Regions from separate parts of the Homo sapiens genome. Here regions 1 and 2 are each linked to region 3. The links are chromatin loops, found by intact Hi-C in ENCODE. Cell type or tissue: Caco-2. All regions are shown on one strand. Links, peaks and the distances in the headings refer to the core of each region. The heading gives the core; the rest is flanking DNA.

Region 1 (10,466 bases), core at 938-8,937, 70 kb after region 3:
TGGCTTGAGCCCGGGAGGCAAAGGTTGAAGTGAGCCAAGATCGTGCCATTGCACTCCAACTTCGGTGACAGAGTGAGATCTCATCTCAAAAAAAAAAGAAAAAAAAATCAATTTACTATCTTGTAAGCTTTCAATACGTTCTTTCATTCATTGAATGATCTTTGAGCAGCAGGGAAGTGTCAGGCATGTAATGGCAAAACAGATAAGCTCCCTGCCCTCATGGAGCTTAAATTCTAGTGGGGAAGGCAGACAATGAACAAGGAACTCTAATTGTGATATGCGTTATCAAGGAAAGTGTAGTGTGCTCTGGTGACATATATCAGAGGGAATAAACCTAGCCAGGGAAATTTGGGAAGTGCCCTTTAAGAAAGGGGAATTTCAGCTGATAGATGAATTAGAATGAGCCAGATGAAAAAGCACTCCAGATGGAATAAACAGCACGTACAAAGCCCAGAGTTCAGAATTAATGTAACATATTAGAAAAGTTAGGAGAGGTCCAGTATAAACAGACGACAGAAAGCAAAAGAGGGAGGTGATGGTTAATAATGTCAATTTGGTTGGGCCACAGGGTGCCCTGATATTTGGTTAAACATGATTCTGGGTATTTCTGTGAGAGTGTTTTTGGATGACATTAATATTTAAATTGATAGACCGAATAAAGCAGATTGGTTCCATATGTGTGTGGGCCTCATCCATTCAGTTAAGGGCCTAAACAGAACAAAAAGACCAGCCTCTCCCAAGCAAGAGATAATTTACCAGCAGACTGACTTCAGACTTCATCCGCAACATTGGCTCTTCCTCGTTGGTTCTACAACAGACTGTCTTGAACCGCAGCATCAGCTCTCTTAGGTCTCCAGCCTGCTGGCCTTAGAACTCAAACCGCACCATTGACTCTTCTGGGTTTCCAGCATGCCAACCCACCCTACAGATTTTGGATTCACCAGTCTCCATATGGCATGAGCCAATTCTTTCTACTAAATCTTTTTCTCTATATACACACAACCTATTGGCCTTTTTTGTAGGAGAATCCTAATACAGGGAGTGAGGAGAGACAAGGTGGTAGTGTGGGCCACCCAAAGGTCCGATGATACTGGCAGGTAAGTCATGGGATATAAGATCAAAGAAGGGATACAGGGCAATAGTGAACCCCAGGAGGGCATTTTGGAGGAAGGTCCAAGAGACCGGATCTCCAATTTTTTAAATGGTCTGCCACAGTGTGGCATGAAGACTGGAGGGATGGGGCAATGACGGAGCCAGGAGATATTGCTGTGAGATGTTGCTGCAAGCAGCATGTGCAGATGTCAAAGGCTTGCACTAGGGGGAGAATGCAGAGAAGCAGAAATGGAAGAATCCATAAAATATCAAGATGCTTCGATCCACATGGTTGGATATTAATGCCTTTTCTCTTAGAAATGGGAGATAAAACATTCTATAAACTTCCTTCAAGGAAAGTACTTGCTAGTAACAGGGATTCATTGGTTCTCTCCATTTGAGCATATTTATTTGCCCATATCTTCCATTCTATTGTTTCCGCTACCTCCTTTCCTCATCCTAACAGCGACATAACTGTGAAAACAGGAGCTAAGAGAAAGAACAGATCCGCACTTTGGCTCGATTCCCAGACAGGAGCGCACCTTCCGCGCACTGGCAGGCGGATGCATGCTCACAGGCCCCGAGCCACCTCTCCTTCCCATAGACACACAGCTCTCTGAGGTGTGCAGCCACAATGATTTATCATGTATCCTTTACTTACAACTCCTAAGGCACACTGGGGATAATAATGCCTGCCTCGGTATCTCATGATTACACTTTATGCGTATGTGTCATGAAAACAAACCCAACAGACTTTGTAACTCCTGACATTCCAATGTTGAATTTAATAAATAGATCTGTTCCTTGAGGTAGTATCCATGACTTTCAAGTGGTCGGCCATTGAGCAGCATGAAGACTAGAGGACTGAGACAATGGCAGAGCCGGGAGATACCAATGTAGCTGTTACTGGAACCTCTCCACCCAGCAAGTACAACTTTCAGAATCCAGTTCTCCATTTCTCCCGGAACATTTTCAAAGCAAGCCCTCCTGGCTTTTACCACATTCTTTATTCCTCCAACCAGAGCCCTTCCTGCTGGCCCTGACTGGCCCCAAGATAAAGCACTGTGAGTGGCCAGCCTGGTGCTGTCTGGGCACTGCACAAAATGAACACCATTGATGGTCTGTCTCCCTCTCCCTGAAAGCAAACTGTGCTACTCAACTCCCAGTTGCCACTGAAACAGTGTTTTTACTCACTTAAGGTCACCACAGAATGAGGCCAAACAAAAAACAGTGAACTACTCCCCCTTCCCTAATCAATAAGATTTGGGCATGTCTCATTTTACGGCGCTTCACTCTGTTGTGCTTCACTTTTTTTTTTTTTTAAACAAATTGAAGGTTTGTGGCAACCTTACCTTGAGCAAGTCGTATCAGCACCATTTTTTCCAACGACATGTGCTCACTTCATGTCCATATGTCATACATTTTGCTAATTCTTGCAATATTTCAAACTTTTTTCTTCTGAGACAGGGTCTCACTCTGTTGCCCAGGCTGGAGTGTAGTGGCACAGTCACAGCTCACTGCAGCCTCAACCTCCTGGGCTCAAGCAATCCTCCCAAGTAAGCCTCTCAAGTTGCTGGGACAACAAATGTACACAACCGTGCCCAACTAATTTTTGTATCTTTTTGTATAGGCAGGGTTTCACCACATTGCCCAGGCTGGTCTCGACCTCCTGGGCTCAAGTGATCCACCCACCTCGGCCTCCCCAAGTGCTAGGATTACAGACGTGAACCACCATGCCCAGCCCTCAAACTGTTTTGTTATTATATTTGTTATGGCGCTCTGTGATCAGTGATCTTTTATGTTACTACTGTAATTGTTTTGGGGTACCCTGAACCACACCACATAAAATGGCAAACTTAATTGGTAAATGTTATGTGTACTCTGACTCCTCCACCAACCCCTGGTTCCCCTTCTCTCTCCCTCTCCTTGGGCCTCCCTATTTGCTGAGACACAACAAAATCAAAACTAGGCCAAGTGATAACCATACAATGGCCTCTAAGTGAAAGGACAAGTTTCATGTCTCTCACTTTAAATCAAAAGCTAGAAATGATTATACTTAATGAAGGCATGTCAAAGCTAAGAAAGGCCAAAAGCTAGGCCACTAACACCAGTTAGCGAAGTTGTGAATGCAAAGGAAAAGTTCTTAAAGGAAACGAAAAGTGCTGCTCCAGTGAACACAGGCATAATAAAGTGAAACAGCCTTATTGCTGATATGGAGAAAGTTTGGTCTGGATAGAAGATCAACCAGACACAACATTCCCTTGAACCAAACCTAATCCAGAGCACAGCCCTAACTCTCTTCAGTTTTACAAAGGCTGAGAGGTGAGGAAGCTGCAGAAGAAAAGTCTAAAGCTAGCAGAGGTTGGTTCATGAGGTTTAAGGAAAGGAATCATCTTTCATAACTAAAAGTGTGAGGTGAAGCAGCAAGTGCTGATGTAGAAGTTACAGTAAGTTATCTAAGAAGAGAAAATCTAGCTAAGATAATTGGTGACAGTGGCTACACTAAACAACAGATTTTTCAATGTACATGAATCAGCCTTCTACTGGAAGAAGATTCCATCTAAGACTTTCATAGCTAGAGGGAAGTCAACACCTGGCTTCAAAGCTTCAAAGGACAGGGTGACTCTCTTGTTAGGGGCTAATGCAGCTGGTGACTTTAAATGAAGTGAATGCTGATGTGCCAATCCCAGGGCCCTTTCAAATTATGCTAATTCTACTCTGCCTGTACTCTATAAATGGAACAACAAAGGCCAGATGACAGCACATCTGTTTACATCATGGCTTACTGAATAAGTCCATGCTTATTGAGACCTACTGCTCAGATAACAAGATTCCCTTCCAAATATTACTGCTCACGGATGATACACCTGGTCACCCAAGAGCTCTGATGGAGATGTACAAAAAGATTACTGTTGTTTTCATGCCTACTAAACAAAACATCCATCCTTCAGCCCATGGATCAAGGATTTAATTTCTATTTTCAAGTCTTAATACATTTTGTAAGGCCAAAGCTACCACAGTAAGTGACTGCTCTGATGGATCTGGGGAAAGTAAATGGAAAACCTTCCGGAAAGGCTTCACATTCTAGATGCCATTAGGAACATTCGTGATTCACAGGAAGAGGTCAAAATAACATTAACAAGAGTTTGGAAGAAGTTGATTCTAACCCTCATGGATTACTTTGAGAAGTTCAAGACTTCAGTGGAAGATATAACTTACTTTTTGGTGGAAACAGCAAGAGAACTAGAATTAGAAGTGGAGCCTGAAGATGTGACTGAATTGCTATAATCTCATGATAAAACTTGAATGAATGAGGAGTTCCTTCTTACGGATGAGCAAAGAAAGTGGTTTCTTGAGATGAAATCTACTCCTGGTGAAGATGCTGTGAACACTGTTGAAATGACAACAAAAAATTTAGAATAGTACATAAATGTATTTGACAAGGCAGCAATAGGATTTGAGAAGATTGACTCCAATTTTGAAAGAAGTTCTACTGTGAGTAAAGTGCTATCAAACAGCATCACATGCTACAGAGAAATCTTTTGTGAAAGAAGAGTCAATCAATCTGGCAAACTCACTATCGTCTGACTTTAAGAAACTGTGGCTGGGTGCGATGGGGCTCATGCCTGTAATCCCAGCACTTTGGGGGGCCAAGGCAGGAGGATTGCTTGAGCCCAGAAGTTTAAGATCAGCTTGGGCAACATAGTGAGACCTTGTTACTACCAAACATTTAAAAAATTAGCCAGGCATTGTGGTGTGTGCCTACAGTCCCAGATACTTTGGAGGCTGAGGTGGGAGGAACACTGGAGCCTGGGAGTTTGAGGTTACAGTGAGCTGTGATTGCGCTATTATACTCCCGCCTGAGTGACAGAGCAAGACTCTGTCAAAAAACAAAACAAAACAAAAAAACAAAATTGCCATAGCAACCCAACCTTTAGCAGCCACCACCCTGATTAGTCAGCAGTCATCAACACTGAGGTAAGATCCTCCACCAGCAGAAACCTCCACCAGCAAAAAGATTGCAATTCACTGAAGGCTTAAATGATCATTAGAATTTTTAGCAAAAGTTTGTTTTTCTTTTCTTTTTCTTTTTTTTTTTTTTTTTTTTTTTTTGAGACGGAGTCTCCCTGTCTTGCTCAGTTACCTAGGCTGGAGGACAGTGGAGCCATCTCAGCTTATTGCAACCTATGCCTCCCGGGTTCAAGTGATTCTCCTGCCTCAGCCTCCCAAGTAGCTGGGATTACAGGTACCCAGCAACATGCCCAGCTATTTTTTGTATTTTTAGTAGAGACAGAGTTTCACCATGTTGGCCAGGCTGGTCTCGAATTCCTGTCATCAGGTGATCCACCCTCCTCACCTCCCAAAGTGCTGGGATTACAGGCGTGAGTCACTGCACCTGACTAAAAGTATTTTTAAATTATGGTATATACACTGTCCTTTTAGACATAATCCTTTTGCATACTTACTGGACTACAGTATAATATAAACATAACTTTCATATACACTGGGAAACCAAAAATGCCTGTGACTACTTCTATTGCAATATTTGCTTAATGCCGTGGTCTGAAACTGAACCTGCTCTATTTCCAACATATACCTATGCCTGTGATTGTTAATTTCATGTGTGAACTCAACTGGGGTAAGGGATGCCCAGATATCTGGTTAAACATTATGTATGGGTATGTGTGCAAGGATGTTTCTGGAAGATACTAGCATTTGAATTGCTGGACTTAATAAAGCAGATTGCCCTCCCCAATGTAGGTGAGCATCATCCAACCTGCTGAGGGCCTGAATAAAACAAAAAGGCCAAGGTGGGAGAGTCACTTGAAGGCTGAAGTCTCTGCCTGACAGTTGAGCTGGGAATTTTCTCCTGCCCTTGGCTCTTCTGGTTTTCAGGCCTTCAGACTTGGATTGGAGCCTACGCCATAGGCTCCCTGCCCCTCAGGCCTTCAGATCTATACCACTGGTTTTCCTGGGTCTCCAGCATACAGATGGCAGATCATGGGACTTCTCAGTTTCCATAACTGTGTGAGCCACTACCTTAAAATAAATTTCTGTCTGTATGTCCTCTTGATTCTGTTTCTCGGAGAACCCTGACTAATACCATAGTTTAGGAGCCCTCACCCCATACCCATCAGGAAATGGTAAACAGGGCATATGTTTCTTGCAGATCTGAACCACTGTGAAATGGGCAGAATTCCACTAGGTACTCTCTCCAGCTCAGGCCAGGGCTGCAATTTGAGAAGACACATTTTAGAGCCTGCCAACAGGACTACTGTGGGCTGACAGCTGCTGTTACTCTTTCTTGAGAGTTCATAGATGAAAAGGTATAGGAGCAAGGCTGAAGGAGGGAATGGAAGGCTCAAACTGCCACCTCTTTGGTTCATGAATGTTCAACTTTTGTGGCTCCCTGGATGTCAGCACCAGAGATTATGGGGAAACTGGATGGGGTAGACCATTAGACCACTCTGGAGCATTAAAAGCCCCTGGCAACCAGAGTGTGTGTACACACATAATTGGTACCTCACAAACAAGCCAGCAGCTCATGGCAGTGTGATCTGAGAGACTAAAATAGATGTCCCTTTATCGACTAAGACGAACACTAAGGTTAAGGAAACAAAAGTTACCCATGGGCAGAGGGTAGAGGGTTCAGGGCTTGGCGGGCACAGCCCCGAATTCCTAAATTCCTACAGCTACAAGAAAAACCACACTCTTGCCAAACTCCCTAAAAATAGGAGCTGTCAGACAAATTGTCTTCCTAAATCTGATTTACAACCCAGACCACTACAACTCCAATTGGACAGAGAATGGGACTTACATACATTCTTTCCTGATAAGCAACTGCAGACCTCAAGCCAGTTTTGACCAGCTTACAAAGACTGTGTTTTGTGGCCTATAGTTCACCTTTAGACAGAGAGCCAAATTCCACTTTGCTTTAATGTTAAAATCCCACCCCAAAGTGAACATGAGATATATGTTACATGTTTACTCATTGTTCATGTGCAGGACTCCCCTCATAACTATGTATAGCTTTTCCCCTAAACCTGCTGAATATGTATGACTCTATTCTATGATACAGGCCCAGTGAGGCATAAAACCCAACCTGCCCCTTCCCTATGCAAAAAGAGAACACCTTTGGTCCATGCCAGAGGCTATCTCTTCCTGGTTTGCCTACTGATGTATTGCCAATAATCCTTTCTACTCATTAGCCATCCTGGTGGTCCTTTGGACAACAGCAGCAAGAGGATGCCACAGGATATATTTAAAATGCACAAAAACAACAGCGTGGAAATGCTGGATTCCCAGTGAGAAACAGGCAGGAGAAAGTGCAACTTGCTGCCATCTGAGAGCTCTCAAGGCCAGGGGTGCAGGTCTTTAGGGAGGGAGCCTGGGCACAGGCACTCTTTTTTTTTTTTTTTTTGAGATAGGATCTTGCTATGTCGCCCAGGCTGGAGTGCAACAGCACAATCTCAACTCACTGCAACCTCCTCCTCCCAGGTTCAAGTGATTCTCCTGCCTCAGCCTCCCTAGTAGCTCGGACTAGAGGTGTGTGCCACCAGGCCCAGCTAATTTTTGTGTTTTTAGTAGAGACAGGGTTTCATCATATTGGGCAGGTTGGTCTTGAACTACTGACCTCAAGTGATCCATCAGCCTCAGCTCCCAAAATGCTGGTATTACAGGCATGAACCACCACACCCAGCCTAATTTTCTTAAAGCAGAGCAGATTCAACATCACTAATTATCAAGGAAATGCAAATTAAAACCATAATCAGATACCACCTTACTCCTGCAAGAATGGCCATAATTTAAAAATTAAAAAAAAAAAATAGATGTTGGCATGGATGTGAATAGGGAACACTTTTACACTACTGGTGGAAAGTAAACTAGTACAACCACTATGGAAAACAGTGTGGAGATTCCTTCAAGAAATAAAAGTTGAACTACTATTTGATCCAGCAATCCCATTACTGGGTATCTACCCAAAGAAAAAGAAGTCATTATATGAAAAAGACACTTGCATATGCATGTTTATAGCCCCACAACTCGCAACTGCAAAAATATGAAACCAGCCTAAATGCCCATCAATCAACATGTGGCTAAAAAAAATGTGGTATATACACCACATTATTTCATTCCTTTTTATGGCTGAATACTACTTGGACATAAAATACTGAATACAACTCCAGCCCAGTTGCTGCGAATGTCGTTATTTTGTTCCCTTTTATGGCTGAGTAAGAAACGAAATAATGGCATTCTCAGCAGTCTGGATGGTGTAGGAGACCATTATTCTAAGCAAAGTAACTCAGGATTGGAAAAGCAAATATCGTATGTTCTCACTTGTAAGTGGGAGCTAAGGACACGAAGACATAAGAATAATATAGTGGACTTTGGGGACTCAGGGGAAGGTGGGAGGGGGGTGAGGGATAAAGGACTACACACTGGGTACAGTGTATACTGCTTGGGTGACGGGTGCATCAAAATTTCAGGGATCACCAAAGAACTTATCCATGTAACCAAACACCACCTGTTCCCAAAAAGCTACTGAAAAAAAATAAAAAGAAAATTATCAAGAGGAAAAACAAACAAAACAGCAGAAAGAGCTCCTGTGGGTGCAAAAGCTGAGCTGATGGCCCTTTCCTTTCCTGCCAAAGGTTATCATCCTACTCCTGCTAGTCTGGCTCTCCTGGCCTAGGGTGAAAACCATATAAGAACTGACATCATTCACCTTTTAGCCAATTGCATATGAGTTCAATTTATTATAGGAACATGTTTGGTAGCCAAACGGACTGCATCATTATCAGATGGAGGCAGAGAATTTGCTGTTAGGATTATTCTTTGATACTAGATTACAAATGCTGACAAAAAAGATTTATTCATGCTATAAACTCCTTGAGGGTAGTGACTTCAACATATACATTTCTGCAGGCTTAGCACCTAACACAGTAGTGTCCTAAGGGACTGTGAATAAATGAATGTTCCACCTACTAAAGAAATGAGCACAGAGAAGTATGAGGCTGGCAGCCTGGGTATGCCACAGATTCTACCATAGCAAACGTTTCTCAGCATCACTATGGGTACTTGGGGCATAGAACCAAGGAAATACTGGACTTATGGTAAAAACTGAATTCTGGATCCAGAAGGGCACTAAATAAAGCTCTTCTCTAGGCAGGAGAAGAACGAGTTATCAATAGGATAAACACATAAAGAACTGCCCTCTTCTAGCCACAGGTCAGTACCTCTGAGCTATTCTTAGAAAAAGTTCACTGCTCCCAATAAAAGAACCAGAAGGTCCTCCAACTATAAACTAGACCAATAACAGAAAAAGCCTTCTTCAATATCTTATCTTTAGTTCTTTTGCATGACAGTCTTTGAAGGCAAATTCTCTCCTTTCATTCACTAAGAGCTGGCCCTCCATCCCTGGCCTTTCCCATGAAGGTAGCCACTTACCAATGCAGAGAAGCAAACAGCCTTCAGAACAAAAAAGGGAAGATGCTAATCTTGTCTAACGCAAACCTGAGAGTTGATAGTGCCACAGCTCCTTAAACACCCTTTTCTGAGGCCTACAACCCAATACACTTTGGCACACATTAACACCTTTGCAGACTTGTTAAGTGAGAATAAAACAAACTGAAGAGGCTGCTCCAGCTCTCAGGAGGGAATCTGCTGTCTCCATCTCACCTAGGCTGACCCAGGGCACAGAATATCATCTCTGCATCAACACCTAGGAATGCCTGTGACCTGGAGCAATCCCCAGTCCCCGCACCTGACATGCTGGAGGCTGGGTCTCAGGAGGATTGAGGTAGGGCTTCGGGACACTAGATTTAATCCCTTCTCTCTTTATGCTCTGGCTGTTGGTGTCAGATGCCTGAGACCAGGAAGAGTGCAAATCTAAATGGGTAGGGCACAAGGCTATGAGACTCTTCCTCCTCATCTACTCTGGAAGAAAAGAAACAAATTCTATGGGAAATTTCTCTAAAATCAAGAGATGTTACTCCCTAAATTTTCTGGGGCTGCCCTAGAAAAACTTCCCAAGCCACAGGTGTAAACTGCTGACCCAGGAAGCTAAAACCTCTCCCATGGATTTAGCAAAGCTTAACTAAATCACTGTCAAAGTGAACTAGACAAACGAAACAGGGCTGGCACATAATTCCCAATTTAGAAGAGTAGTTGTTTCTTTTTTGGCCTGTCAAGAAGGGTCATCACACTGTTTCAAGATGACACCCCCAATCAAATTTCATTTCTTAATCTCCCCTTTAGCAGGTTTTGAGGAAGCACTTCTATTTCAGCTCATTCTACAGAAAGGTATTTGGCAGTTCTTTCTATGACACTCTTTTACTCTGACCATTCAGAGATGCAGTCGAGCTCCTTAAGCA
Region 2 (10,466 bases), core at 1,180-9,179, 93 kb after region 3:
GCTAATGTTTGCACTGGCGATTAAGGTATAGTGTGGTTAAGAACATGGATTGTGAAGTCAGCATACTTGGCTTAAATCCCAATGCTGTCACTCACTATCTAGACATCACCACATTACTTGGGAGAAGTTAACTTGACCTCTTTGGGCCTCAGTTTCCTCACCCATAAAGTGGGGAAAGTAATGGTATTCACCTCATAGGTCTGTTAGAAGATTAAATGACGATTTCTATCTGTCAGGAAGGGAGAACAGTACCTGGCAAGTGCTAATGCCGCAAGTACCATATAACCTTTATTATTTTGAGAAAAAAATAAAGGCAATGTTTTATCTTTGTAATATAATGAATTGGCACTGTGTGAACTGTCATTCTACAGAATCCAATACATACAAAGTAGGCATAAAATAAACTGCAGCCCTCAGTAACAGAAAACCAGGACTTCCACGTCTTACTTAGCCCACCCTTAAACTAGTTGTCCAGTCCCTTGGCTTCATGTTTCTTTCTTATCTTTAAGTGAAGGGGCTGTATGAGATGATTTCCAAGGCTCTCCCGCACTAAAAGCTTGGAATTCCTTATTCATGGGTCACTGACTTGGCCCAGTGTGGTCTTTTCATTGTTTGCTCTCTGTTCTTTGCCAATAAAGGATGGTCCTCCCCTTCAAATCAAGGGAGCACCAAGACATTCCCTACCTGGTTCAGAAAGGTGAACCCCACCTGGATGCGCCCCTCTGGGCAAGCCGACCCTAGCCCACTTGCTGCCAGCAAGACATCAGGAAGCAGCCAGGAGAGAGGCAGGTCACTGGTGCACTTCAAAGGAAGCGCCCGCCTCCCAGGGAGAGTGGGAGGGTGCACAGTCGCCCAGAGGGAGGGCAGCTGGCCTCCACCCAGAGCCCTGGTTAGTTGCCTCCTCCCATCCCTGTGCAAGAGCTTCATGGCCCTCAACAAACAGCTCCACACACCTTTTGGAAGCACCCTCCTCACCTGCATCTTCCCTCCTTGGCCCAGGTGGGTACTGCACCTCTGTGTTGGAGGAGTCTTTGTGGTTCATGGAGAGCCAAACATTCCCACAGATCTGTTGTCTAGTTGGGCCTATTCTGGGGTCAGGAACAGGAATACAAATTTAAAAATTAGGAAGATGTGCCGTGAGATTTTCTTAAAAATCTCCCAGTAGAGCAAAGCTTTAAGAAGTGGGGACCATTCACAACATTTCAACCTCAGTTTAACACTTAAATATGTGAATAAAATATAGGTAACCAGGAAAATAAATCTCAGTGCTGCTGTTTTTCTAATGTTGATGACCGTGTCCGACAATTTCAATCTCAGTAGCTGAGGCACCCTCCCTTTAGGAGCCATTAAAGCCACCTCCCCCAATGTAATCTATCTTTTCTGCTGGAAATCCTTTTTGCCCCCCACACGTATCTCTGAGCCATGCTCTCATTCTGCTTTACACTTCATATGACTTTCTCTTTCTGCACCTGTGCCCTGGCTGGGATGCTATGGCAAGTTCCACCTCCTGGGAATTCCCTGATTTCCCCAACTCTCATCACTTCTAGGTCACTTACTGTCAACACCCATTTGTACCTGACCAGAGCTATCCTTTAAGGTTCAAGCCAACAGCCATGTGGGTGAGACCTCCTGGAGGCAGATTGTCCAGGCTCAATCAAAGCACAGAAGACTGCAGCCCTAGCCAATGTCTTAGACTGCAACCTCACAAGGGACCTTGAGCCAGAACCACCCAGCCACTCCTGGATTCCTGGCGCACAAAAACAGTACGGAATACTAAATGTTTATTGTTTTAAATAAAGTACTAAGTTTGGGGTAATTTGTTATACAGCAATAAATAATGAATACAGGTGGTATCTAGGTGATAAAGCAAGCTTAATAAAATATAGAATTTATGCAGGTGGTAGGTATACAGGTGTTCACTGTAAAAGTCAGCTTTGCTGTATGTATGAACATTTTCATAATCAAACTTGGGGGGAAAAGTGTAGGCTGCATAATATAAAACTGGCAGCTGGATCATTCTAGGACACAGCTACAGGAAAGTTTCCTGAACAATAAAATAAAATGATTTGAAAGAATTACCAAGGAATATAGTCTGTTTTGGAAGCAGCTATCTTTGGAGCATTTACTATATATATTTTATAGTATACATGTGTATATATAAAGTAGGATTAGATGTGTATGTGCTACTTTATTTTATCCCAACTCCCAATTTTGAAATAGACACTGATCTGCCAATTTCAGTTTTTATCAGCAAGGGCACTTCTCAGGAATCCCATGAATGACAAGGAATTACCATAATATCAAAGGTAACCTATTTCTTCCAATGAGGCCACCAAACATCCATTTGTCCTACCCCGTGCTCTGTTTGTTCTGTCTGATTTAGTTCCCAAACTAATTAGGCTAGCTTAATTCCCTGCTGCTTTATCAGCTAATGATTAAAGACACTTGATTAACTTTTACAGAACATTGCTCAACATAGAGCTGCAACAAATGGGTAATTCTGCACTCCAGAGAAATCAGACTGGTAAGACCAGTGCTGATGCTGGTTTGTGCTTTCCTTGCTATTTACCTATACTTAACATCCACTCCTGCATATTTTTATAGTGAAGAGTATGCTAAAATTGCTGTTCATATCAAATACTGAGAATATATTTTTACATAAATAATGCAACTAGCCCAGTCTTTTTATGTAATGATATGAACCATAAAAAAAATTATGTGTTTAACAGAAATACAGACCCATTATTTTCTTCAAATATAAACAAACCAAAATCTGCCTGTCAGTGATTGGAGCCTACTTTGTTTATTTTACAGATATCAGAGGTGGTCATCACAATGTTAATTGATAATAAAAGTTACCCTGTTACAAAGCACACAGTATTGTACTAGAGATAAGCTTGGAAAATATTGACAGTTGGATTCAGTGTTTAGCATAGAGTCTTATTTATATTGCATATGGAATCCTCAACACTGGCCAATGCCAACACATGGAAGAAGAGGCCCCTGCAGTATTCACCACAGACAAGCATGAGGTGAGGCAGACTAGGGATTGGCTTGTTTAATCTCACCTCAACTGCCTCCTAGTTGGAGAGGACAGAAGGTTAAACACTACATTTTTCAGGCTCCACACCTTGCAGCTAGAGATCGGGATGCGAACCAACTAAAGTCACCTGTGCAAAATTAGGGAGGAAGTGAAGCAGAGGCCTTCTCTGGGCAGCTTTTGGCTGGCAAGCAAACTGTGGAATGGGAAGTGGGTTTTTGTTTTGTTTTGTCCAGCTTCGTTGAGGTATAACTGACAAATTTAAATTGTATAAATTTAGGCTGGGGGTGGTGGCTTACGCCTGTAATCTCAGCACTTTGGGAGGCCAAGGAGGGCGGATCGCTTGACGTCAGGAGTTCAAGAGCAGCCCGGCCAACATGGTGAAACCCCGTCTCTACTAAAAATACAAAAATTAGCCTGGCACGGTAACACACGCCTGTAATCCCAGCTACTCGAGAGGCTGAAGCAGAAGAATAGCTTGAACCCGGGAGGTGGAGGTTGCAGTGAGCTGAGATTGCGCCACTGCACCCCAGCCTGGGTGACAGAAACTCCATCTCAAAAAATAAAAATAAATAAAATTGTATAAATTTAAGGTAAACATGTTTTGATATATGCATACATTCCTAAATGAGTACCACAATCGGGTTAATTAACACATCCATCACCTCAGTTACTTTTGTATGTGGTGAGAATACTTAAGATCTACTCTCCTTGCAATTTTCAAGCATAATACACTAACTATAGTCACCATGCTGCACATTGGATCTCCAGAACTTATTCATCTTATAACTGAAAGTTTATACCCTTTGACTAACATGTTCCCATTGCTTCCACCGCCCTCCCCCAGCCCCCGCAACTACCTTCCTACTCTATTTCTATGAGTTTGACTTTTTAAGATTCCACATATAAGTGGAATCACACAGTAGTGTCATGTGTTTGGCTTATTTCATTTAGTATAACATCTTGCAGGTTCACGCATGTTTTCGCAAATGGCAGGCTCTCCTTTATTAAGGATGAATATACTACTGGGGTTCATTTCCTTTATTCAGTGGACACAGGTTATTTCCACATCTTGGCTATTTTAAGTAATGCTGCAACAAACGTGGGGTGCTGATGTCTCTTTATGACAGTGATTTCATTTCCTTTGGATATATACCCAGAGGTGGGATTGCTGGATCACAATGCAGTTCTATTTTGAATTTTCTGAGGAACCTCCATATGGCTTTCCATAATGGCTGCACAAAATGGGTGGGTTTTCTGTAACCACACTCTAGGGCCACTCTCTTGAGTGCCAGGAGGCACTGTAGTGGCAGACCCTTCTCCGTTCAGGCTTCCTGAACTTTGGAACCCAGTAAAGAGTGGATTCTTGAACCTACAGGTCCAGTTAATGTCCTGTAATTGGCAGCCCTGCCAGAGGACCAGATCTTCACTCTTCTGGGAGTTGCTCTGAGGGCCCAGCCCTGCCAGTGATTCTGTGAGCACTCAATTCTGTCTCCTTCTGCTTAAAATGCCTAGAGGAGTTGCTGTTTCCTATGCTGATCCCTTACTTATTCACAACAGAAATCCTGTATCTTTTAAGAACACTAAAAAATGAAAATACAATGATCCCTCCACTGTTTATTTTCCAACTACTCAATCTCTAAGCACTTCAGGATGGGTAGCAAGTGCTGAAATTGCACAGATGGTGCATACGGGAGGACAGCCCCTGGAGAAGGCAGAAATACAGATGCCGGGTAAGGAAATGGAGAACCAGCATAGCCCCAGGATGGTCAGGATTAGACCAACTCTGCCTGCAGAGAAGAAAGGGCAAGGGGAGGACACACAGGGAAACTAAAACCATAAAAGCTAATCTGAAATTGACATAATGGGCCAATCAGCCACACAACTTACCTGTGGACACATGTGACTCATGGAAACCAAGCTCGCTACTTACAGTTAAAGCTCACACGGTATAAGGTGGGGCCAAAAAAAGAAGCTGTGATGTCAGGAGTTCTGTGACGTGCATGCGATTTAATTGAGCATTTCCAGGCTGTGGGTGCACAGTGATTTAGATTTTTCATTAAAGGGAAAGGCAAGAAGCCCTCTATTTGCTTTAAAGCCAGCACGTCTAAGTTCTATTCCCCACACTACTGCTGCAGACTGGATGGGCAAATTCCCAATTTGTTTCCTTTACTTCAAGACCGTCCTTCAGCCAGGCAGAGTAGCTCACACTTATAATCCTAGTACTTTGGGAGGCCAAGAAAGGAGGATTGCTTGAGTCCAGGAGTTTGAGACCAGCCTGGTCAATATAGCAAGGCCACATCGCTATAATTTTTTTTTTTTTAATTTAACCAGGCGGGTAGCACATGTCTTTATCCCAGCTACTCAAGAAGTTGAGGCAGAGGATCTCTTGAGCCCAGGAGTTCAAGGGTGCAATAAGCTATGATCGTGCCACTGCACTCCAGCCTGGGCAACCGAGCGAGACCCTGTCTAAAAGAGCGAGAGCGCGAGCGAGAGCGAGAGAGAGACTGTCCTACAACAAGAGTCTCAATAATAAGAGCAGCAGCTACCCTCTATGGAGAACCTACAAACCCACGTTCCCTACGCATCCCATTTAACCTCACAGCATCCCATCAGCTGGTTATTATTAAATGGATACGATCATTCTCCCTCGTTTACCACTCCCATCTTGATGCAGGCCTCCATCACCTCTCACGTGGATGCTGAACAGCCCCGTGCCTGGTCTTTCTGTTTCCGTTCTTCCTTCCCCCCCACCCCCCGCCCCCCACACTATCTCAATACAACTGCCAAGGTGATCCTTTAAACCTCAGGTCAGACCTTGTCACTTTTCTACTCAAACACCCTCTCCCTCACTACCACTGTGGCTTCTCATTTTACCCAGAATAAGCGCCCAGGTCTGGACAATGGTCTCCAAAGTCCTCCAGCGTCTGCTCCCCACTTACCTCTCTGATTACATCACCTCCTGCTCCCTTGGCTCATTCTGCTCTGGCCACACCAGCCTCCTTGCTCCTCTACCAACACACCAGGCACACCCCTGCCTCAAGGCCTTGCACTATGGTCCCTCTACAAGGAATGCTCTTATCACCAGCTAGTGAAACAGGCTTCTCCCTTAGGGCCTACAAGTGTTTGTACAAATGTTACCTAATCAGTGATGCCTTCTCTGACTACCCTATTTAAAACTGCAGTCTTAGCACTTATTGCCATCTATATAATGTATTAATTTATTTTGTTTACCATTTGTCACCCTCTCTGGCTCCTTGAGAATAGAACTTGTTTTGTTCAAGCCTATATCAGCCACATATAGCAGGCACTTAATATTTATTGAATTTGATGACAAGATGAAGAATGTAGGGGATTAGGTAACTTGCCCACGTCTACACACATAGTAAGCAGTACAAGGGGCCAAACTCAAGTTCCCTCTGACTCAGAAGCCCATACTCTGTCCAGAGCAACCTAAACTCTCCTTCTACAGCCCAGGGGCTTTATGAGATGCAGCAGGCATAAAATAAACACCCGAACCAATGGCCTTCTGTCCTCTAATGGCTTTCTGTCCTCTCTGCCCAAGAGAGGTAACATTAGGCACTGGCCTAATCACGACTTCCTAATGTGCACAACCTTAGAAGCAGTGGGACCCCATTTCTGAGGACTCTCGTCTTTCTCTTTCAATCCTTCCTTGATCACCCCAGCAGCCAAAAAGCATCAGACCCACCCACTAGCCTAATGCAAAAAGCTCATCACAGCCTGAGAGTTCAGTAGTTTTTTCCAATTACTAACCTCAGTGAGATATTATAGCTTCTGCAGATTACCTCTGGTTCTGGCTGAAAGAACTGTGTGAGTCCAAGCCAAGAACCCTGCTGCCTGCAGGATGAAAGAGACATTGGAAGGGGCAGCACTATAGGGAGGGTGCAGAGGGTGTGGTGGAGGGGTTACAGCCCAGAGTTATATAGAAATAGAAGCAGCTGCAGCAAAGGATGGGGGAAATCCTGTTAGAACCAGCCAACCCCCACCTCCACACCCCAGTCCCCTTGGTGGAATAAAATTTATCTTGTCATACCCTAAGTGAAGATCTCTGTATTTTTAAATTTAAATCAATTAACATAAATAACACTTAGAATAGTACCTGCCACTGTAAGTACTACATTTCCATAGCTATTATCATAATGGGATTTAATTGCTATATTTTCTTGACAATAGCCAAAAGCTCAAAAAGGGTCCCGTCAGGTAAGGAAAGCAAGGATCAAATCTGCATATGCTTTAAAAGCCAACTTTTTAAAAAGTATTCATTGGCCCAGACTCTTCTAAAAAATAAATAAGACTAGGCTGTAAGCTTTTAGTAGATAGGGATTTGGACCTATTTCCCTTTATCCTTTTTTTTTTAAATAATAACGCTTTGCCATGTTTTTTAAATAAAGGTTCGCCATGGTTTCGCCACCTTGCCCAGGCTGGTCTCGAACTCCTGGGCTCAAGCGATCCACCTGCTTCAGCCTCCCAAAGTGCTAGGATTACAAGCATGAGACACCATGCCCAGTCTATTTCTCTTTATATCACCTTTGGAATGTTCAAATGATTATTCTGCATGAGATAATTATGGTTAAGTTATTTTTATTATAGTTACGTTAAGTATGGCAATGTTACATTATTTGAAATAACTATATACCTGAAACTGAAAAAATATTTTTCAAATAAACAGGCAGTGTAAACCCCAGATATGCCTACTATCCTAATAATTACCATGGTTGCTATGAAGAAACATGGTGGACCTTGGGGGAAAAAAGTTACAAACATCTAACAACCAATGAAGAAACTGAATAAAAAGAGATTTAAGGCAAGTGTAATTTAATGTTAACAATAAGAATATGGGAGGCTAGGTGAAAGTGTTAATCATCTGCAGCAGCTGCCCACCAGCACTTTCAGCTGGAAACCAATGAAGGTGAAACGATCCACAAACCAGACCCATTAAAAGAACACATAAATCCTGTGGGGAGGTGATGAGATGGGACATATTATTATTCCTACCACTCAGTTCAAGTCACTGCCTTTTTTTTTTTAAGATAACTCCTTGTATCAGAGACTTAGCACCACGACACCTTCTAAATGAGAAATAAATGAAATAAGAATCATAGTTACTGCATCACACAAGCACAAAACACCCATTCACTTTGGTGTAACAAACAGTATTTTCAAGCATCTCCACATGGATGTTATCCATAAAGCCCCTCCCCAGGTATCTGAAATAAGTAGTTTTCTTTAATGCAAAAATACTGTATGGTACACAATCAACAGGCAACTTGCTAAATTTTGCTTCCTTCCAGAGAGATGTGCTGTGGATTAGTTACAGAGAGTAAAAGCCACGCTGTGAATAAGCCTAGCATTCTCGTGGCTGGGAGCTCTGCTGAGCTCTTCAAAGGAATGTGTTTCTAAAGAATGTTTAAGTAAGCTTAAGGAGTTCCAAGCAACCCAATACTGACATATCTGGCATGCTGTATTTGCCAAGAAGGCATCCCTCTCAAATGCAAATGCAGATCAGAGCTCCACTGACTCCAAGCTCAACTTGAGGAAGGGAGACACAGAAGACTTTTTGCTGAAAGTATTTGTGTTTTTTCATAAGCATGTGTTCCTTAAAGAACAAAACCCTGGAAATACGTAGAAACAAGCCTTAGGCTTCCATAAGGGAAAACAATTAATCGTTAAGTCTTGATTTTGCAGGTACAAATTATGTTCCATATAAAGACAAGTAAACCTCAATGACGAAAAGCATCCCAAGTATCACATGTTCTGAAATTATGATGCAGGCAAAAGCTACTCCTAAGAAATGGCCTCAGGTGCAAGCCCCGTCTTGATGAGCATTCCTACCAAAGTGTCTTTCAGATACAGTAAGAGCTGTGCTTTTTTCTGTGCTAGAAAAAAAAAAAAAAAAAAAAGACTAATTGGGGACAGTCCTCTTCTGACTGTGTTAAGTGCATCACATTATCTTTATTATTTACTCAGCTCACAACCCATTGCCTTGGCCTGAAATAGATTAAGTTGGACCTAATAAATCAAAATACAACAAGAATCAACAGAAACTTAAAACTACGGCCCACAGTCCTGGATGCTAGCTCATCTATTATTAATGCCTAAAGCCACTAAAAGCCTCATAGCTCTAATGAGAATAGCAATTAACTTTGTTGTAGCTATTTACAATTTCCAAAGTGCTTTCCCATCCCACAGCCCCTTTAATCTCCTGGGAGATTAGGGACCTGGGAGGAGGGCGTTAGGCTCTTCCCCCATTACACGATTTCTGAGAACTCTCAGAAATTCAATGGCTTACTGAAGAAGACACATCTGGTGATACAGCCAGGACTTTTTCAATTCCAGTTACTATTCGTTTTTTAATGTATTGCTTTATTAAAAAATATATCATATGACATTATTAATAGTAGGACTGCCTGGTGAAAATTTTGCAGCCTGATGCATTTTTCTAACCATGGTATATTCATTCCATTTCCAGAGGCTGCCTGTACTGTGATATTTTTCATGCCAGGAACTTCAGGGTAGTATTTCTATCTTCAATATCACAGCACAGGCAGCCTCTGGCTTCTCTGCTTGGAATTCCACCTCCAAGTAAAGGGGAAGAAAAAAAGGAGAGTGAGTGATCTGTGGCTCTCTCCTGGGAGGCAGGGCTGGGAGCTCTAGAACTTAGCCCCTGTGTTGCTCAAGTGACCAGAAGCTGTCTCAGTGACAGAAGCCTCTGCTTCCTTCCTCTAGAAGCATCAAGGTCATCAACTGGAGCAAGATAAAAGAGCCACCAGAGGTGGGAAAGGTGACCATTCACATCACCCCAAGCCCAGGCCTCATAAAACTGGGGTGTGATGGAATCTGGAGAGACAGTGAACAAATTATAAGCCCAGATGCCTCGGAGGCTTTTCAGAGTACGATTTTATAGAGGCTTTAGGGATTTCAGTGGGCATTTCATGCTTTTTGTCTCCATTACTCTTTGGTTTGCAGTGCATTTGTCTTCTGTTTGGAATGCTGTTTTGATGCTGAAGTCTTGAGGAATCAAAGTGGGCATCATAACAGAGTTGAAAGGGAAGACAGGCTAAACTGAGGAGCAGCAGGGAAAGGGGACCGTGAGGGTGTTTAGGTTGTCCAAGTCAGTACAGCAGTGTCTCAAGAGCCCTGGGTGGCTTGCTCTGTGTAGGACTAAATCACGGAAGCAGACTAACGTTTCTTACCATGCATTATGAACTGGTATTGTGAACAGGAACATTTGTGGTACGGCACTGTCTCACACAATACAAGCTATTGGCACCCCTGGCCTGCAGGTGCTAAATAACAGTAGCACCCTCCCCCCAGCACTGCGACCCCAACCCACTGGTTGAGAAACGTTAAACTAGATAATGTCTAGGACTTCCTATCCCTAAAATTCCTCAAGTCCATGACTAGA
Region 3 (10,466 bases), core at 846-8,845:
AGTTTCCAGCTTGCAGGGGGACCACTGTCCAGCTCTGCCAGTTAGCAGCACTCATGATTTGATGACAGGCGGGTCATTTGTTCATTGACCTGTACTAGTCAACGGCAATGCAGGGGTTTGCCCTATTTCATCTGAGGACTCCAGGGACTGCAGCTATCACTGCATATTTCTAAGAAGCCTCTTCAGAGAGTTCATGACAACATCCTCACTGATTTATGCTGCACTCTGAGCCCTCTTCTCTATGATCGGATTCCTGGGATTGCCGGCCGTTGTTCTCCTTTAGGCGCCAAAGGGAACTTGACTCTTCCTAATTGCAGTTGAGTGAAGGATGAAACACTCCCAGAGGTAAGCAGGTCAAGACTGTAACAGGAGAGTTCTGAAGTCTCTAAGAGCACCCTTTATCTCTGACAGGTCCTCAGGAAGCTAAGTTGAGGTAAATCAAGCTGAGCCTGTGGTCCAGCCTTGAAAGGGAGGATGGGTGGGCAGTGTGGAAATGTTCTGGTGGAAAGCAATGAGCACGAGACAAGGGGTCAGGAGGCCTGGGCTGTGCATGGCTTGCTAGAAGCCTGTCACCCTGCTGGACCTCAGGTGTGTCACCCTGGATGATCCCAGGGTCCCTCCATTGCCTTCTTGGATTCTATGATGTGGCTGGTCAGAGTTTTGTGAAGTTTCCTGGCAGAGCACCAGAGGGGCAAAGAAAACATTCTGGGGCGTCCCTGGTGCTTGGCCCAAAAGAGGACAGAGGCCATCATAAGATAAAACAGATTTTTTAAAAGAAGGATGCACTGCTACCTATAAACAACCTTAACGAAATACTGATTCTACTTACTAAACTCCCCAGATCTGTAACAAACAATGCACATTAAAAACATGTAATCTGAAACAAAGTTCTAAAGATAGATGGTGGTGATGGTTGCACAACAATGTGAGTGTACTTAATGCCACTGAACCGTATACGTAAATATGTTCAGACAGTAAATTTAATGCTATGTATATTTTATTACAATAAAAAATCCTAGTTAAAACTCAAAATTGCTTTCTTAAAATTAAAAAGTCTCCCTTTAAAAATCCATGAAAGGATTTTTCTCTTTTAACTTTTTATACTTTTTAATATTTTCCAGCTTTTTATATTTAACACGGATAACTTTTAGCATCAGGAAAAACCGCTACTTATTAGAAGTCTGAGCAGAAACAATACCCCAGTAACAGGACTGTCCCTGTCACAGACTCTCTTCCCACTGTTCATTTGTGGAAGGTAAGGAATTTCTGCAGTGAGGGGGGGTCAGGACACTGAGGACAGATCACTGTCCTCAGCACTGCCACCACCGACCTCCCCCCTTCAGCATCCTAAACTATTATTCCTGTTATCAGTTAGGTTCAGGCTGATTTTCTTCTCATCCACCTTCCCAGACCCCTTATTCAAAGAGAACCCTTGCAGTGGTTAAAAAAAGAATGTGGCCGCTGGGTCAGTGGCTGCAGGAGGTAGGCTGTGCCATTTGCGCTGTCTACCTCAGACCTCTTAGAAAGCAGTTCTAGACAAGGAAACTAGTAATCATATGAGATACTGCCCAAGTCTCAACTTTTTGTTTTTGTTTAGAGACAGAGTCTCGCCCTGTCGCCCAGGCTGGAGTGCAGTGGTGCCATCTTGGTTCACTGCAACCTCTGCCTCCCAGGTTCAAGCGATTCTTCTGCCTCAGCCTCCAGAGTAGCTGGGATTACAGACACTTGCCACCATGCCTAATTTTTTTTTTATATTTTTAGTAGACATAAGGTGTCACCATGTTGGCCAGGCTGGACTTGAACTCCTGGCCTCAAGTGATCTGCCCACCTCCACCTCCCAAAGTGTTGGGATTACAGGCGCGAGCCACCGTGCCTGGCCCCACGTCTCAACTTTTTAAAATTTCCGTAAGATTTCCAAGACTTCCCATTTCTCTATCAGAATGGTGACGGAATTTCCCAAAATAGGCCTCCAGTGCAATGATGATTACTGACCTGCTAAGAAAGACAGTGCCCTTCTTAGCAAGAACCACGCGACTGCAGCTCACGCTTTCAGGGTAGTGCTGACTTGGTTAGATTTCCACTTCTTACAGGCTTTTTAATATAACCACAAACTACTTACACTCTAGTGCTCTTTGGACCAATAAAAACAACTTTTTCCAGGACAAAGCTTATCACTCTGTATTGTTCATGAAGTATGAGCAACAAGCCCTGAGCATATGGGTCGTGTTAGCCACTCTTGCTGTACAAATTATTTCACGAAGGGCCTTCACTGGATGGTACGGCACAGACTAACCTAAGCCTTGGTTTAGGTCAAATATTTTTTGTCATGTTTCACAAGCTGCCCTCTAAATTATGAGTTGAGGTATCTTTGGAGCCGGAATGGCACCAAGTTATTTATTACTTGCTTTCATCATCAATCTACTGTATTTGCTTCCTTTGAGAAAATTTTCCTTTGTGAAACTCTAGCTCAATGCAAGCAGCTCAATCTAACTTTCAGTTCAGACCTTGGGAGGACATTTCCAGACTAGCAAGACTCAAGGAAATCTAATGACTTGTGTGAGGTTGCGGCGAGAACACATAGTGTCCTAAGCTGCTGGCAAAGGTCCTGCACACCCCTTCCTCTGGGGGACCTTTTGGCTGTCCTGCCTGTTTCCAGGCCACAGCTCCCCCTCCAGCCGTCCTCTCAGACAGAGACCTCACCGAGAGCCCGGGTCAGATAAACACTGCTGTCAGGCCAGGCTCGGACTCTCCCTACCAAAAGTGGCTGTCCTTGGCTGTACTGCTAGCTGTGCTGACACTAGCTGGAATGGTTCTGGAGGACTGGGCAATACGCTTTCTCAGGCTTTGAAAAACCCACCCTTCTCAAGTAACCAAGATGAGAATTAAAGGCTCTGAGGTGAGAGACATGAAACATGTAAACAATAGCTGCCTCAGGTTATCATCTTGGATCTATTCTTCCCTAGAATACAACACAAACAATTTAGTACCTTGAGGCCCTCAGTTGAAACAGGGTCAGTTATCTACAAATGGACTCTTTCCTCCTATAAGATTAAAATTTACCATTGAAACATTTCCTCCTTGAAATGACACGAAGAAACAAGATGTGGCCTCAATACATACAAGTGGCTACTTTGACATAATTCTTACTTGCATATGATACCTACCTAAGTCAATCATGAAATTCTTAAATGCTGGGAAAAGGTAGAGCACTCTCAACAGTGTTTACTGAATTATCTATTTGGTGAACATCCACTCATTTTGAGACAGGGTCTCACTCTGTCACCTATGCTAGAGTGCAGTGGCATGATCTCAGCTCACTGCAACCTCCACCTCCCAGGCTCAATCAATCTTCCCACTTCAGCCTCCTGAGTAGCTGGGACCACAGGCATTTGCCACCATGTCCAGCTAATTTTTTTATTTTTTGTAGAGATGGAGTTTTGCCATGTTGCCCAGGCTGGTCTCCAACTCCTGGGTTCAAGCAATCCTTCCTCCATAGCCACGCAAAGCACTGGGATTACAGGTGTGAGCCACCAGGCCCGGACTGAATATTTATTGACTCCCTACTGTGTGCCAAGTCTAATTCTCTCATTTTATTGATGTCTAATTCTCTCATTTTATTGATAAGCCTAGGACAGCATGCTTGGACCAGAAATCAAATTGTCAAGGCTCTTTGCACTCACCCCAAGCTGCTTCCAACCTGTGAAGTCATTAACCTTAGGACGAGCCTCAGAAAAGGTCAGATGCATCTGTGGGGTTGGGACTGCCTCTTTCATAAAGTAAAGCATAGCCACTAGAGCTGCCCCAAAAGCATTTGTTGAATGATTAACTACAAGAAGCAGAAGGAAAGATGCTGTAGCTGGAAACCTGAAGGGCCTGCAACCTTGCAGTTTGGCACTTTGATTTGGAACATGTTGACCCATTTGCGAAGTACGTGAACTGCCAGCTCTCAGTTTTTCTGAGACAGTGTTTCTCACTTTGGGATTTTAAGAGCTTTGGTGCCTATAAGGTCTAAATCTTTGTTTTGAAATACTGTTATTTTTCTTTCCTACATGGTGAAAAAGAGTGAGTGTAGTGTTGGCAGATTTCAGTCATGCAAGGGTGCAGTGTGCGCCTCTTCAAGAGGAAACACCCCCATGTGGCACAGGCAGACATACTGCAAGGAAGCTCAAGACAGGTTAGGTGTGTAAAGCAAGTTGCTGACCTCTTTTTCTCTCTCTGATCTTCTAGGGTCCTTCCTAACCTTCCCTCTGTGGTTTTTCTTATTTTTGTCTTCTTTCATGGCTTTCACTGTGGCCACAGCATCCTGGACTATTTCTGAGGCGGGAGCTATGTGATTGCTCATTGACCAATCAGAGATGGCATTAGCGCTCCAATGAGAGTTGACACGATTGGCAGGAAGCAAGAAAGAATTTGCTCCTGGAGTTGCATAATCTAAAGAACTGGTTTCCACAGGTTGAAATTCATAATAATCCCACTCCAGGCCACTGGAGGTCATTCTTCAACTAATTCTCAGTTCTTACCATGCCATAAAGATCAGTATCTGTAGAATATGAAGTTAGGAGTAAATTCTTCATATCATTAACATTCTCTGTTTCTACCCACCATCCAAGACAGGTAACTTCTGAGATTTTTTCAAATAACTGATCTCCTAGATTCTTTAAAGGACACACATCAAGAGTTTTCTTCCTTGATTTCTTGCATGTATTTCAAGGCTGGTCATCAACAGCATGGTAAATACACAGAGAACAGGCATGGATCATATTGCTGGCAAATGCATTTCTTCAGAACTAGTGAAGGTCAATTCTACCTTCTCCACTCCCAATTATTTCTTGTTGTTGTATTTTTATTTTAATTTATCTGGGAGAAGCAATATATGCATTGTCTCTCTAGGACAAGGAAAAGATGCAAGAAAATACCTTCAATAAATAAAAGGGACTCTCTCTGTCTAAAAGTAGAGCTGGCTTTTCTTCTGCTGACACGTCTCACTTTGGCTACCTAAGAAAATTCTTGCCTGTTTCACTTCCTACCTTGCCTGGTATAAACAGCAGCAGTTCTAGGAAATTAGCAAGGCTTTTGCTGCATGAGAACACAGTGATACTTAGAGCCCAGGATGTGAGGCAGGGGTGTCAAGTTGGAATGGGTTAGCATGCCTGGCATTTTGGCCTTGCCACTGTGGCAAGCAAAGCCTTTAATTATGCGAAGAGAAGACCAAATGCATCCCAACATGTTTGCACCAGTAATAACTCAATTCCCCACCTTTTCTGTGGCCAAAATCTTTTCTCTCTCCTTGTATTTTTGTTCCTGTCATCTAAGGATATGATATAGTTGAGAATGTTATGATGACCATAGTGCAGGAAAATAAAAAAGTATTATGACCTAAGGTAGAAATCAATGGCTTAAAGCTAAATCAACATTTTTTGAAAATAACATCTTTGATGACCCAGCAAGTTCCAGATATAACCAGAGATTTATGAAAGACACTGGATGGCCTTCTGCCCATGCATAAAACAGTCATAGTTATTTCTTTGCAAGTACTGTCCTTCTTACTGTGTGTTTGCCAAGTTTTATGACATTATACACAGACCCAAAGAAAACTAGAAGCACTTTAGTAAACCACACTGTAGCATATCTGAAGATGTGAAATTTGAATCACACTCTATAACTACAGTTATTAAAGGTGAATTTGGAAGAGGTTATAAGTGCAAACACTCCAACATTCTGTGTTCCCCATAAAAGTTCTTATTTCTTAGAGTTCTACTACATGAATTAGTGTTGCAACCATTTCTAAAAATAGTTTTCAACTGTATTATCAAAAGACCTTTTCCTAATAGCTGTTGGAGGACAATTTATATGGTCCTTTCTTAGAGAACCACCTTCTCCAAAGACCCAGTAGGGCAGCCCACTGTACTACGTGACTCCACCCCAGCCACTGCTGACTCACTCAGGATTGGCCACTTGATGCCAGAGGAGCCAATCAGAGTCCATCTCTAGATAACCTGAATGAATAGACTCAGAGCTGAGTTGGTTGATGGCCATGTCTCAATAATAGCATGGTGGCAGAGTAAACTCTTTCTGGAGGCCTCCTTTTTCTTAGATTCCATGAGATCTGTGTCTTCCCCCAACTCCCCAACTTGAATAGATCATTTTCCATGTCATATTCACTGACCAAGAGAAATTAAGATGAGAAAAAAATTAAGTTTTTAATCCCCATTTTTTCTCCAATGGTAAATTTGGTCATTGACACACATTTCCGGCAAGTCTTGCCCATACTCACTAATGTGCATGTGTGTGTCTCTTTATGCTGAGACAGGACACAGGCAAAAATCCCCTTTGAGGCATTTTGTACAATAGAGAGGAAGTGATCACTTGAATAATAGACAGGAAGTGAACCATGATGGAGAACCACCCCACACTCCCAAACTCTAACTTGCTACTGAGAATGGGCCTCAGAGCAGGTCTTCCAGAGGAAGTTCTTGCTGCCACAGAGACCAAGATGCAGCTAAAATGTGCTGCGAGAGCATCTACTACCCTCCCATCTCACAGCTTACACTTTGTGGATTTCTAGCCAGAAAACCTCCCCTGCCAACTCAGCCTGATAGAATGATGGCTTCTACTCACATCATCCTGGACATCAAGGTCGCAGCCAGCCTTCAGCAAGATCTGGACCACAGGAAGATGGCCCTTATTGGCAGCAAGATGCAGGGGAGTCCGGCCATGCTGTGAATGCAAAATGAACAATGATTTCGGAACAAGTCCTCAATGCTACTCCCTTGGGAGACAGAGGGCCTAGAGCAAGGTTTGCACAGGGGCTTTCGGATGATCACTCCCTCCTGCCCCTTTGGATTGGCAGGAGATTCTTATGGGTTAACCAAAATTCAAGTTTGTCTCAGTTAACCTTGGCTATTGTCATTGCAATCAATGAACACGATATGTTCAAAATGTGAAGATTTCCTTTAGTGCATTATTTCTACTCTCCACTCATCAGACTATCAAGTAGCAAAACGAGGGGTTTTGTGCCTTCTCTTAATTTCTCACTGGTGCTAATACTGAGGAATAATGAAGTGGCCATGATGAACCTGGGCAAGAGGTGGGAGAACAGCAAGATGTCATGGTCATCAGCCCCAGAGGAGTCCAGTTAGTAACAGGTGAAAATTAAAACTGTTGATTGAACTGATTAGGAAAGGTTCTTCCTTTTTTTTTTTTCTTTGAGACAGGGTCTGACTCTCTCACCCAGACTGCAGTGCAGCGACGCCATCTCGGCTCCCCACAACCTCTGCATCCTGGTTCACTTATTATTTACTCATCATCCTCTTGATGGGCACCCAGGCTAATGCCAGGCTAACCCAGGCTCAAGCGATTCTCCTGCCTCAGCCTCCCGAGTAGCTGGAATTACAGGTGCACACCACTACCACCTAGCTAATTTCTGTATTTCAAGTAGACAGGGTTTCACCATGTTGGCCAGGCTGGTCTTGAACTCCTGACCTCAAATGATCCACCCGCCTTGGCCTCCCGAAGTGCTAGGATTACAGGCATGAGCCACCATGACTGGCCGGTTCTTCCTCTTTTTAAAAAAAAATTCTACGCTGGGTGTAGTAGCTCACACTTGTAATCTCAGCATTTTGGGAGGCTGAAGTGGGAGGATCACTTGATGCCAGGGGTTTGCGATCAGCCTGGGCAACACAGCGAGACCCTATCTCTATAAAAACATTTTCTTTTTTAAAAATTAGCTGGGCACAGTGGCATGTGCCTGTAGTCCCAGCTACCTAGGAGGCTAAGGTGTGAGGATCACTTGAGCCCAGGAGGTCAAGGCTGCAGTGAACTGTGATTGTACCACTGCACTTCAGCCTGGGCAACAGAGCAAGACCCTGCCTTAAAAAACAAACAAACAAAAACACTAAACTGAAATTATGAAGTATTTCAACCACTAAAAAACATAAGTAATATTCTAAACTTCACATAACCACCAACCATTTCAAGAAAAAAAATAAATCATTGACATTCCTCGTGAACAACTCCCAGGTCTCATTTCTCTTCCATCCCCAGAGGTAACCACTCTCTCAAATTTGGTATTCATCACTCCTTTGCTTTTCATTATATTTTTTACTACATGTTTATAGTCAAAGACAATATATATAAACATTGTGTTGCTTGTTTCAAACCTTTGTTTTTTTTTTTCTTTGAGACAGGGTCTCACTCTGCTGCCCAGGCTGGAGTGCAATGGCATGATCATGGCTCACTGCAGCTTCAACCTTTTGGCTCAAGCGATCCTCCCACCTCAGTGTCCTGAGTAGCTGGGACCACAGGCATGTGTCACCATGCCCAGCCAATTTTTTCTATTTTTTTGTAGAGATGGGGTTTCACCATGTTGCTTAGGCTGGTCTTGAACTCCTGGGCTCAAGTGATCCGCCTGCCTCGGCCTCCCAAAGTGCTGAGATTGCAGGCGTTAGCCACTGTGCCTGGCCTAATAGTTTTCAACTATACAATATAATTTGGCATTTTTTGTCTAACCTTGTATTTTTGAGATTTGTTTTTCATGTTATTCATGTAGTTCTGGTTCACTTATTATTTACTCATCCTCCTCCTGATGGGCACCCAGGCTAATGCCAGGAGGTTGCAGAACACAGCGTGTTCCTCTCCTTGTGCACCTGAGTAGCCTTCTTAGCCCTGTTGCTGGGTCATAGAGAAGACCATTCGCTTCAAATGCTCTAAGCATGTCGGCTCCCAAGGTGCCACATCAAGGGTGACATCCAGAAGAAATAACACTTTTTGATGTGAATCAACTTCTATCTAGAGAACTGCCCTGCCAAACTCCAAATTCTCAAGCAAACATGTTTCCTTTGCTTTCCCCTACAAGTTTCACTGTGAAGAAACATTCAAACATCAATGAACCATGGCCCCACCCATGCTGAAGCATACCCCTAAGGTCTTCCCAAAGGCCTTTATTGATACTCTAGCAGGATACACATTAATGATTTCAAGAAAGCACCAGTTTGCCATGGGTAATGAGCCATGGAGGAAAACAGAGATAACAGACAATAAAGGATCTTAATTTCTCCCCATGAAATGTGACCAAAGCACTAGAATGATTCTGGAAAGAGGTCAGAGCTTACTTTAATCACTCCCCAAAAAAGTGGGCTATAAAAAGCCTTCAGAAAAAGGCAGCATCTGAGATGAAGAGTGACCTTTCTCTGACAGTGACTGTGCTCAGCCATGTGCTCCCTAACCTCGATTCTTCCAATGAAATCATAGCTGATCAGATAGAGTGGCATGACCAGGTTCCACTGGCTGGGCCTGGTCCCCAGCTTCATCTGTCACCACATATCCTTGTCAAGGACTTCTTGACATTGAGTATGTGCCCTTCACAAAGTTTCCTAAGACATTCTGAAACACAGGGGAGTTCATCACATGAGGACAGAGAAGTGTGTGCTATGAGGGAGGTGACAGCATGGTGGGACACAAGTGCTTCTGGGCAGCTGGAAAATACAGACCAGCAAGGAGAGAAGCTGCCTGGGGAGGCTGGAAAGAGGCCAACAGACCCAGGAGTACTTTTTAAAAAATTGAGATGGAGTCTCACTTTGTCACCCAGGCTGGAGTGCAGTGGCGCGATCTTGGCTCACTGCAACCTCTGCCTTCTAGGTTCAAGCAATCCTCTGGCCTCAGCCTCCCAAGTGGCTGGGACTACAGGTGCGTGCCACCATGCCCAGCTAATTTTTGTATTTTTAGTAGAGACGGGTTTCACCATGTTGGCCAGGCTGGTCTCAAGTGATCCTCCCACCTCAGCCTCCCAAAGTGCTGGGATTACAGGTGTGAGCCATGTGCCTGGCAACGTTTTTTTGTGTGTGTGTCTCAAGAGATCCTCCTGCTGTGCTTGGGGTCCCAGATGCATGAGTACCTCCTGATACTCTGACCATGGAATTCCCAGCTCCCAGAACCATGAGGAGCAAATGTCTGTTGTTTAAACTACTTACTCTATGTTACCTTGTTAGAGAGGCCAAATGGACTAGGACAGGTTCAAAGAAGATCACTTCTGGGAGGGCACTTTAGAAACTAAATTACCAACAGGATGGGCCTGGATTGGAGGCACCTTTCTAATCCAAAGTCAGTGAAGAACCGCCAGTGGAGAAATGAAAGGCCAGAGGTATCAGAGCTTAGTTTGAATCCCAGCTCTGACTAATAACACCTGTGTCATTTGGTGCTTAATCCCCCAAACTAAGCATTTTCTCATCTGTAAAATAGGAATAACCTCCACTGCCCACTCCACAGGCTTGAAATAAGGACACGAGGTAACGTCCATCATCTAGCATGGGTCTCCCTTCCCTCCAGCTGTCCTTAGCCCCCACCCCAGAGGACACCCCAACCACTCCCTCTGCTCTTCGACACCCTACACCTTTGCCTTCGCAAAGACCAGTGAGATATTTCCAATGTCAAACAGATTTGGGTGAAGAGTTGGATCTCTTCCAACCAGA

What was found. Peaks named below come from ENCODE experiments on the same cell type or tissue, not always from the same donor. Only the 100,000 strongest peaks of a DNase experiment are listed, where the experiment ranks them.
Region 1: it touches region 3 in a loop (2.6-fold over the local background); 2 of 110 quality-filtered maps call a loop at or near these places.
Region 2: it touches region 3 in a loop (2.9-fold over the local background); 3 of 110 quality-filtered maps call a loop at or near these places.

The regions. Positions count from the first base shown.
Region 1 is chr6:89,522,341-89,532,806 of GRCh38, reverse strand. The region is part of intron 1 of ANKRD6 (ankyrin repeat domain 6); the gene reads right to left. Among named protein-coding and RNA genes, the nearest start is that of ANKRD6, 94 kb to the right of the region's middle. In Caco-2, for the core only: no CTCF peak of the experiment used is centred there; no DNase peak of the experiment used is centred there.
Region 2 is chr6:89,499,468-89,509,933 of GRCh38, reverse strand. The region is part of intron 1 of ANKRD6 (ankyrin repeat domain 6); the gene reads right to left. It overlaps LOC105377889 (a long non-coding RNA gene), which reads left to right. Exons shown (of 3, transcript XR_001744257.2): 3 at 1,598-1,660. Among named protein-coding and RNA genes, the nearest start is that of ANKRD6, 72 kb to the right of the region's middle. In Caco-2, for the core only: no CTCF peak of the experiment used is centred there; DNase peaks (open chromatin) are centred at 3,023 and 6,063.
Region 3 is chr6:89,592,167-89,602,632 of GRCh38, reverse strand. It overlaps ANKRD6 (ankyrin repeat domain 6), which reads right to left. Exons shown (of 16, transcript NM_001242809.2): 3 at 6,619-6,717. Among named protein-coding and RNA genes, the nearest start is that of MDN1-AS1, 41 kb to the left of the region's middle. In Caco-2, for the core only: no CTCF peak of the experiment used is centred there; DNase peaks (open chromatin) are centred at 4,392 and 5,951.